2 separate regions of the Mus musculus genome follow, and region 2 is linked to region 1. Evidence: chromatin loops called from intact Hi-C (ENCODE). Cell type or tissue: heart. All regions are shown on one strand. Each heading gives the region's core, and the rest is flanking DNA. Links, peaks and the distances in the headings are about the cores only. Region 1 holds the start of Zfp607a (zinc finger protein 607A). Region 2 has its middle 2.9 kb from the start of Zfp626.

Evidence for each region. A loop is a pair of places that touch in the nucleus more often than their neighbours do. Peaks named below come from ENCODE experiments on the same cell type or tissue, not always from the same donor. Only the 100,000 strongest peaks of a DNase experiment are listed, where the experiment ranks them.
Region 2: a loop joins it to region 1, with 5 times the contacts of the local background. A loop is called at or near these places in 2 of 42 quality-filtered maps.

Annotation. Positions count from the first base shown.
Region 1 is chr7:27,857,619-27,862,993 of GRCm38, reverse strand. It overlaps Zfp607a (zinc finger protein 607A), which reads right to left and starts at 2,409. Exons shown (of 5, transcript NM_001024726.2): 1 at 2,238-2,409; 2 at 405-457. The coding sequence starts at 437. In heart, for the core only: no CTCF peak of the experiment used is centred there; DNase peaks (open chromatin) are centred at 1,873 and 2,423; H3K4me3 peaks cover 2,538 bases; H3K27ac peaks cover 2,423 bases.
Region 2 is chr7:27,801,646-27,807,020 of GRCm38, reverse strand. It overlaps a transcript of Zfp626 not described here. Among named protein-coding and RNA genes, the nearest start is that of Zfp626, 2.9 kb to the left of the region's middle. In heart, for the core only: no CTCF peak of the experiment used is centred there; a DNase peak (open chromatin) is centred at 2,210; H3K4me3 peaks cover 1,422 bases; H3K27ac peaks cover 1,137 bases.

The sequences.
Region 1 (5,375 bases), core at 96-5,095:
GTCAGCATGTCTCCTCAGTCTTCCATAACTCCCAGGGTCATTAGCCTAACAACACCACAGATGTCAATCAGGTTTCCCAGGGCACTCAATGAGACCATCCCCTCAAAGCTCTGAAGCCCTCAAGGCCCCTGTTTCCCTGTGGGACTGACACCTCCACTGCAGGGACAGTCCTCCCTGAGCACAGACCAAGCAGAGAGCACACGTGGAGGAACGCATTCAAAGTCAACCGCAGTGCACGCTGGGAAGAGGCACAGACAGGAAGTGCTCAGACCTGCCAGCCCTCACTGGAAAGGGGCAGACTGGGCTGGGGGAATCCGGATCCTTGGGAAGCTTCAAGAGGGAAAGAGGGCAGGAGTCACATAACCTGAAGTCACCCTATGTCAAAGAGAAAACTGTCAACTTACACAGACCATGTGTTGAGAACTGGAGCTGGCCATTCTTCTTCAGGCTTCCTCTCCTGGGGGACAAAAAGAAAGCCATTCACTGCATTGTGACTTGATGTTCCCAGGCTGACTTCTGTCACTGTGATGTCATCGACTACATTTATTTCTCAAGCCTCCCCACTCACTCTCTCCCCTCCCACCGCTCACAGCCTCCCACACACAAATTGGAAGCACACAGGAGTCTACACAAAGCCAATCCCCCCCTAACCCAGACAACCCACGGCCAAGGGGGCAGTGTGGGAGTGCAGGGCACAAACATGTCTGCCTTGAACTCCTCCAGAAGAGGCCAGCAGAAGGGACCCATCTTCCACCCTGAGCTCCAGCTCGCCCTGCACCTGGGCCGCTTTTTTTTTTTTTTTTTTGTAGAGACAGGGTTTCTCTGTGTAGCCCTGGCTGTCCTGGAACTCATTCTGTAAACCAGGCTGGCCTGGAACTCAGAAATTCACCTGCCTCTACCTCCCAAGTGCTAGGATCAAAGGTGTGCACCACCACTGCCCAGCAATCGCATTGTTTCTCACACTCCCTTGTCCTGCAGAACACTGAGGGGAATGAACCCAAGATGGCCTCACAGAGCAACAACTAAAGCACACCAGGCCCTTAGGATATGGCGGCATTGCACTAACAGGCTTCACCACAGGCATCCTAAGGTTCCTGACAGGCCTGGAGAGCCTGAGGGGACAGAACCAAGACTTCAACCTGATACCACAGATCCACACCCACTATCAGCCACGGACGGCATTGCTCATCTGGATCTGGCCAGTGTTACCCATTACACACACACACACACACACACACACACACACACACACTCAGAAAATCACTAGCTCTCAAAGATGCCAAATTCAGTGCTATCACTTTCCCAGCTGAAATGGTGAACAGACATAGTCAACCACCTGCAGTTTTCTGCTGCTTTGAGAGGCAGGCCTGTAAAGATAGGATGAGTGATGCCATTGAAATAGGCGCCAATTTAACAGATCGGGATGTAAAAGCCCTAACGCTAACCTCTGGAGACTCCTATCTATAATTTGTTCAGAAAAAGAAGTGATTGTAGAGAGACGATGTCAAGGGATGTCATTGGAAGGATAATGCGAATACTAAGTGGAAAGGGAAGGGACAATGTAAGGGACACAATGGTGGAGGTATCAATTTGCCTGTCCCTCCTTCAGTTACTGACAATTCCATATTCTAAAACTAAAACCTCATTTTCAAACAAAGCACAAGCTCATTCTTTAATCTTTGATGTGCAGCAATAAAGTCCTTATTCTACTTCAGCCCTCCTTTGTAATGGCTGAGGCACGGAGCCTGAATAAGCGCGAGATCCCAGACTATATCTGAGAGCATCCTCAGGGAGCACTTTCTGCTACTCTGTCAACACTCACGTGGCTAGGATAGGGCTCTGGGAAAGTCCTGGGGCTCAACAAGTAGCTGCCTGCTCTCTTAAGCAACCCTGGAGACTCTTCCGGCCTGAAATGCTCCTCCCATGCTCAACTCTGGGCCTCAGGGAAAGCTTCCCTTCAGTGCGGACTCTTCTCTCAGAAGCTTGGTCCTCTGCTTCAGCCCCTGTGGCCAGGGGAGAAAGTAGGAGCAGAGAGCAACAAGCCGGGTGACACTGGGTGACAGAGATAATGCAGAGAGCTCAAAGTGTGCACACTCGGACAGACAGACACACACACACACCACCACCACCACCACCACCACCACCACCTGCAGCAGCACCGTCCCCCCACACATAAATACACAACCACCCCACACCGCGGTCCACATCCACACCCAGCCGGCTGGTTCCCGCCTTACGTGGAGACCGAAGCCAACTAGAGATTTCTTCCTCCGACCAGAAAGATCGGACTTTCCGCATTAGCGGCACCAGGACACCCAGAGCCTATCCACTACTTCTTGCCATGGTGGCCCTGAAAACTACAGCCCTCGCTACCGGAGATCCGAGAAGCCCAGGGCTCCAGAGAGATCCCAGCATGCAACTTGGCCCAGCCCATTTGAGAGCTGCGTCCTGTGGCTTGTGAGAGTTCCCAGGGGGAGGGGGGTACTCCCCGACTTTAAAGGGGAGGCTCCCTCCTGTGATCAAAATAGTTCCGGGTTCTACTAGTAACTGATTTTCTCTCCTGTGGAGCTGACAGACAAACTGAAGTTTTAAAGTTCAAAAGAAGTAAGATCAAATCAGGCTGTAATTGGCTGTATCTTTGCTTGAGACTGAGTGGGATTCCACCTCGCTGTGCTCTGGTGGGGACTATGGTAAATTGGAAAAGACTGAACTAAAGAATTGTTGGGTTTGAACGTGGGTAGTTTAGCGATTTCAGAGAGAAACAGAAGTTCTAGACACTCCCAGGGTTCATTGTCGCTGTGTTGGAGTTCAGGAAGTCGCCACTCAAACCTTATATACATACACCAATCTCAGTTAAGCAAGACTAGTGTATTAAACACGTACCATAATACTGGAGTTCAGGACTGCAAAAAGGACTCGGGAGCCTAATTGTAGTACTGGTCTGCTCTCAGGGTAGGCTTTTTATATGAGAAACCAGGTTCAAACGTTTAAAGGGCAGGGAGGGGAGCTGTTGGCTTCCTAGGCAAAGTATATTTTTAGCAACCTTTAAGCTGATAGGACCTGAGTAAGGTGGGGGGTGGATGGGTGGTGAACTGGGGAATTTCAGAACAGTGAGATAACAGAACATGAGTATTAAAACTTTTTGGCTTATTAGCAGCATTCTTCAATGTCAGCCCCAAAAAAAAAAAAAAAAAAAAAAAAAAAAAAAAAAAAAAAAAAAACACTGAGCTCATATGCAGGTACAGGAAGAGCTGCCCAGTGGTCAGCTTTACTCAAGATATTTTAGACATAACAGTTGCTATTTACCTTTGATTCAATGGGTCCTACATACAGCTTTGTGAAATAAGATAAGCAAACCTCATACAGATCATTGAGAGCACACAGAACAAAACAGGGTATGTGGCCAGCGTGTCCCTGAGCTCAGTCACTTCTCTATGTCAGTGACTGGCAGGCATGTTACAGCAACACTGTGAAATAGCTGGCAGGCATAGAACAGAATGGCTGCAGCTATGCTGGGGAGCAGGGGAGTCAGACCATAGCATCTGTTATCTAGACGGGAGAATGTGAGTGAGAGCCAGATCGGTATGCATCAACAGAGCTGTGCCCATTAGGCAGTCACTTACATCATGTTGGACTGAGTGGATGAAGGACTAGCATGTCCAGGTAGCCTAAACAAAAACATACACGTGTTTTTAGAAAACCCTATTTATTGTAACGTGACACTATTGAACTTTCAAAACTACTTTTGTTGTCTCCTGTATTTACACGAATTTTCCAGAATGTGAGTAAACAAATGTTGACGAGACTAGACCACGCTAGTAATAAAAGTAACCGCAGTAAAATGTAAATTATCTAAACGCCGAAGTATAGGTTTGTCACATTAGATTGAAAAACAAGTCAGACCCAGCCATGTGTTTACTACAGAAAAAATGTTAAAGATAAATACTCCAGCAGATTCAAAGTGACCATCCTCACATAGTCAAAAGGAGACTAAATTTGATTTTAAAGTCGAGGCAGATTTTGGGCCAAAGGACATTGCCAGTGATAATAAAGAGGGCAAGTCAGTCATCAAGTGACAGTAAACATGGCTGGGCGTGGTAGCAATGCCTTCTATCCCAGCAATGGGGAGGCACAGCCAGCTGCATGTCTGTGAGAAGAGGCCACCGAGGGCTACCCAGTGAAACCCTAAGAACTAAAATACACTCAGATTATGGTGGCACATGCCTTTAATCCAAGGCCTAGGGAGGCAGAGCCAGGAGAATGTCTGTGAGTTCAAGGCCAGCCTGGTCTACAGAGTGAGTTACAGGACAACCAGTACTACACAGGAAAACTGTCTCGAAAAACCAAAAACCAAAACCAAAACAAGCAAACTAAAATAAACTCTGAGTATACTCCTAATACCACACCTTTATAACACGAAGACGGGGAAAACATACTAGAACAATAAGAAATAACAACCAAATCCAGTATCGCATACATAAGTTTTCAGCCTCAATAACTGACAGAAGAAATCCAGAAAAGCAACAGAGCAGAGTTGATTTGGACAGCATCATCACCTATGAATGCAAGTGAATAAAAATGGAGACAGTTAAACTTAAATGGAATCAGGGTGACTGTGTGTTCCTGTCCACACACCTGTGGCAGAAATGCTCATCACCTGAAGATGTTTCTGTTTAAAGCTTCCTTTTTTTCATGCTATTTTTTGAAAAATATAAATACCAGCACTTATAAAAAAAATAAAGACTCCATCTATTTTAAGATATCCAACAGGCTGATTACTAATGCAGACACTGTAGGCAAGGAGTCCCCAGCCCAACCCAGGTAACTGCTTCTGCAAAGCTTGGGTTTTGTTTCACTGGCTTTTGGATCACTTATAAAGATGCTTAGCCTTCTGCCATGCCAATGTGTTCTGTCCTCCTTTCTCTCCACAGTGTGATTCTGGTTGGTCTGCTCCATCTCTCCTGTGTCACAGTTCTTTTCTTAGTGCTACCCCTTATCCTTCATGGGGAACAAATTAGGTAATTGGGCTCCCCTTTTCTGTATAGCTGCTGTGTGGAATTTGGGGTAGCTGGATACATAACTAGGGAGATGAATGTGCACCATCAATGTTTCATTAGCTACAAATTCCTGCTGGAATCCCTGCTGGGGTTCTGTCCATCCTCAGTTCTCAGCTCTTTCCGCCTTTGTCTCCTGCGATACATAACTTCATCCTCCTCACACAAAGATGCATCTCTCTCTTTTCAAATAGTCTTCTGTCCTGCTTCTGAAGGTGACAGCGGCCATGTGTTGAGAAATCCCTGCATTCCCTTCCCCCTTCCTGATCCTCACTTCACACCCATCCTCTTCTAGATCTGAGTTACTGCCCCTCTCCACAA
Region 2 (5,375 bases), core at 314-5,313, 56 kb after region 1:
GGAGTCTACACAAAGCCGATCCCCCCCTAACCCAGACAACCCACTGCCAAGGGGGCAGTGTGGGAGTGCAGGGCACAAACATGTCTGCCTTGAACTCCTCCAGAAGAGGCCAGCAGAAGGGAGCCATCTTCCACTCTGAGATCCAGCTCGCCCTGCACCTGGGCCGCTCCTCCTACTGTGAGCAGATCTCAGATCTTCACACTGGAACCCCACCTATCAAGGCTCACAGGGGCTCACAGCATCCAGGTGGCCCCTCCTGTGTAAACTCAGGGCTGAAGCACAGCAAGGCTGGAGGGGCTGCAGTGCTCAGGCAGCGTCCAGCATTCTGTGCCCACTGTTAGTGAATGGGACTGTGCACCATGGACCACTCTCCTGAGAACCTTCCCTCATCTATGTTGGGGAATGGTTCTGTACACTGTGTACTCTGATGGTGATTTCTGTGCCCAGAGATTGGTTACAGTCTGGACATTAGCACTGCCATCATTAATTGGCCCGACCTTAATGTTGTGTAAAACTGTTTTCCTTCAACTCTAATTGGTTAATAAAGAGCTAATCTGCCCAACAGATGGGCAGGAGAGAGGAAGCAGTCAGGATGTTCCAAGCAGAGGTACAGAGAGACAGATAGGGCAAGGACGGGATCTATGAGCAAGTCACCAGGGGAGTCACCATGAGAACACTGGTGGAGCAGAGACAGGACCAAGGTGACAAGTAGCAGGGCACATGGCTGGGTGGTAGGCAGCCATATAGATGAGAATCTGCCCAGCTACAGTGCTTAAAGTTTGTTGGCAAATATAAGCTCTGAATTACACAACCTCACTCATGTAGAGTCTTGAAGCTGTTTTCTCCTAGGAACAGTAAGATGCCGGTTACTGGGGTTTGAGTGGCGGAGGCTGGATGTGCAGCATCGGGGTGGAGAGTGGGAGATGCAGATCCATAATGAAGAGAGCTGGGAAGAAGGTGGTCAAGGACAATAAAATGTCAGCCACACAGCAGACACTCAAGAGGTACGTTGTGAAACACGGTGACATGACTAATAGTTTGTAAAGACTAAGAGAGTAGGCAGTAAGTGTATTCACTACAAAACTGTTATGAATTTAGTCATTCCAGAGCACACATAGAATCCAAAATATCATACTGTACTAATACCAAAACAAAACAAACACACATACACACAAACAACAACAACAACAAAAACCCTAACACTAACCTCTGAAGGTTCCTGTCTATAACATCTTAAGAGGTCGTGACTGTAAACAAGTCAAGGGTCACTGAAACGATACTATGAATACTAAGTGGAAAGGGAAGAAACAATGAGGGGACGCAATGGTGGAGGTATGAATCTGCACATTCCTTCTTCATGTAGTGACAATTACATATTCTAAAACTTCAACCTCATTTCTCAAACATTAAGAGCAAACTCGCAGCCGGGCGTGGTGGCGCACGCCTTTAATCCCAGCACTTGGGAGGCAGAGGCAGGCGGATTTCTGAGTTCGAGGCCAGCCTGGTCTACAAAGTGAGTTCCAGGACAGCCAGAGCTACACAGAGAAACCCTGTCTCAAAAAACCAAAAAAAAAAAAAAAAAAAAAAAAAAAGAGCAAACTCGCTGTTGAATCTTAGGAAGCAATAATGTTCTCATGGGTCTCGAGCCCTCCTTTGGAATAACTGTCTACTCGGGGAGCCTGAGTAAGCACGAGATCTCAGACTATATCCGAGAGCATCCTCAGTGAGCACTTTCCTTCACTTCCCTCAACACTCACAATGGCTACAGCTCTGAGAAAATCGTGGAACTCAGCAAGTAGCTGCCCTCCCAGGCGACCCTCGGAGGCACTTCCAGCCTCAAATGCTCGTCTCAAGCTCCTCTGAACCTCTGGCAGACTCCGCACCTGACCTCTCCTTACTGAAGTTTGGTCCTCTGTGTAGTCCCAGTGGCCAAGGAAAAAACAAAAACAAAAACAAAAAAACGACGGGGCAGAAAGCGACAAGCACAGAGACACAAATAATGCAGGTATATATACACAGACACACAGACATACACACACACTCACTCATATATCAGCACCCCCACACCACCCTCCACACCCACACCCAGCCCGATGAGTCCGGCCTTACTCTGTGAAGACTTAGACCAAACTGGTTTCTTCAACGACCATAAATGTCAATTTCCGCGGTGCCCACGCACGACACCGGAATTGGATCCCTTACTTCCGGCGCGGTGGACCCTGGGAAATACAGTCCTGGCGACGGAACTCCAGGAAGCACGGTACTCTGAAGTTCAAGGAGCTCCGGTCCTGCTACTTGGAGCAGTCCACCTGGGAGCTGCGCAGGGTGGTTTCAGGGACTTTGCAAAAGGGCGCAGGCTTTGAAGCTCCCTGATTTGTGTTCAAAAGATACTTCCAGGTTCTGAGCGTAACTGATTTTCTCTTCTGTGGAGGACAGAGGAGCCCAAGTTTTAAATGCAGATTAGGAAGTAAGGTCAGGTCGGGATGTAAATGACTTGATTCCGCTTTGCCTGAGCCCCACTGAGTGGGATTCACCCTCATTGTGCTCCGTTAGGGACTATGGTAAATTTGAAAACCGAACTAAAGAATTGGTTGGTTTAACACGTGGGAAGTCTACATCAGCGATTTCAAGGAGACAGATGTTCTGGACCCTCCCTGGCTTCAGTATCCCTGTTAATTTAGATTTAAAACAAACAAACAAACAAAAAACCGTGGCTGTGTATCAACAGAACTGTGTCCGAGAGACAGTCATTTACCCCATCTTGAAGAATGAATGAGTAGCGCATAAAGGGATTCTAAATACACAAGTAGGCTTCATTTTTGTAGGAAACACCTATTTTTGTTTTAACATGACACTGTTAAACTTCCAAAATCACTTGTGTTTCTTCTTATATTTACGCACAACTTTTTCATTCCAGAGCATGATAGAAAACAAATTTCAAGATAATAGACGTTCCTACTAAGACCATTAATCATATTAAATGTATTTATTAAAAATGGTCCAAACGTTAAAGTATAGGTTGTCAGATGAGATTTGACAACAAGTCAGACCCAACCATGTATTAACTAGTAAAATATGTTAAAGTTAAATACACTAGCAAATTAAAGTGATCATCCAGCCGGGCGTGGTGGCGCACGCCTTTAATCCCAGCACTCCAGAGGCAGAGGCAGGTGGATTTCTGAGTTCGAGGCCAGCCTGGTCTAAAAAGTGAGTTCCAGGAGAGCCAGGGCAATACAGAGAAACCCTGTCTCAAAAAAACAAAACAAAACAAAACAAAAAACCCAAAAAAAAAAAAAAAAAAAAGAAGAAGAAAAAGAAAAAAAAAAGTGACCATCCTAATAATAGTAATAATAGTTAAAAGAAGAGTCAAGTTGATTTGATAATTGAGGCACACTGGGGACACACAACACTACCAAAGGGTAATGTTAATTACCAGAGGGTAGGTAATTAATCTATTGAAAATAAATTTGGCTGGGTGTGGTACCAAATGCTTTTAATCCCAGCAGTGGGGAGGCACAGCCAGGTGGATGTCTGTGAGAATGATGCCAGCTAGGACTACACAGTGAAACCCTGTCTAAGAATTAATACATATTCCAAGCATACTCCTAATAGCATATTTCAAACATGGAGGGAAAAGCCTGCTCAAACAATGAGGAATATCAGCCAAATCCACTGTCACAAACAAATGTTTTCAATCTCAATAACTGATGGAACAAACCCAGAACAGCAACAGTGCCTAGTCAAATTGCACAGCAAATCAACTGTGAAAGCTGTCAGAATCAAAATGGAGACAACCTTTAATGGAATCAGGCTGCTCACGCACGACACTGGAATTGGATCCCTTACTTCCGGCGCAGTGGACCCTGGGAAATACAGTCCTCATGTCGGAACTCCAGGAAGCATTTAAATGAAGGGTGTTCCTGTAGACACACACCTATAGCAGAAATGCCTATTATCTAGAGATGCTTTTAATTAAAGCTTTCTTTTCTTAAATGCTTTCTTTTTTGGTAAAACTAAAACTTTATATATTTTCTACTGAACTTTTAAAAATTAAAGATTACATCTATTTTTAAGATACTTCACGGTCTGATTACTAAAGTAGAGACCATAGGCAAGGAGTCCCTCTCCACACCCAGATGACTGCTTATGCAAAGCTTTCTGGTTTGTTTTATTCTCAATCTAATGACTATTAAGTATGCCTATAGTAATCAATGGGCCTGGGTTACTGCCTTTCGTCCCAATCTATGCTGAAATCTCTTTAAATCCCATGAGGTTCTGGGTGGCCTGTGACAATGCCACTTACTGAGAGAGTGCTGTTCATTCCCTTCTTCATCTTCTTTTCTTCTAGTTTTTATGTGAGTGTAGTGTGCCTGTTTAGATGTGTGTGGGAAGTGGTGTACATGCAGATGCATACAAGTGAATAAGGCTTTATGACCTATAGGACAGAAACTAAAATACCAAAACAACACAAAATGAAGCAAAAGGTCCACACAAATGCCACTGAGTTTATTTTGTGTTGGCCAATTATTTCTGGGCATGTGGCCTGTCCTCGGGTATGGTGGATATACCCAGTGAGGCTGCATTGGAGAAAACTGTATTCTCTGCAAGTTCTTCCTTATACGCAATGAAAGAACAACCTATTTAGCTGGATATGGAAGAACCTGCAATCCCAGCATCCCAGAGCTGGAAAGAGTGAGGCAAGAGAGCCAGGAGTTCAAGATCAGCCTGAGCTACAGGATGAGACCTGTCTTGCAAAGCAAGCAAGCAAGCAAGCAAGCAAGCAAGCAAGCAAGCAAGCAAGCAACATAGAAAGTTAGAAGGAGGAAGAAAGAAAAGTGGGGCTGCAGACTGGATCAGCATTTGAGAGTGAGCACTGCTCTTATATAGGACCCCAGTTTGGTTCCTAGCACTCATACTGAAAGGCTCTCAACTGCCTGTCACTTCATCTCCTGGAGATCCAGTGTCATCTTTTGGAATCTGTAAGCACCCACACTCATGTGCAGAGACCACACACACATAAACACACACATAATCCAAATGTCCCTCTTGGTGGGTTAGTTTGCCATCTTCATTCAGATATTTCATTTGTCCAATTTTCATGCAAAGTATGGTATAGTACAAGAGACCAGAATCAAATAGATAGATGTTCCAAGTGATGAAGTGGACCATATTCAGGGTCACCAGAATAGGCAACCTGGTGTGGGGTTGAGAGTCTAAGCAGATGTTCCAGGATATTTGATCACATTATGAGCCTCAAGATTGTGACCTGGAAAAACCTTGTGGTGTGGCTCAGCCCTAGCACACACCTCTAATCCAAAAGCTAAAAGTAAAGTCAACCCTAGATCAAGAGGCAGAACAACCAATAAGATGACAGG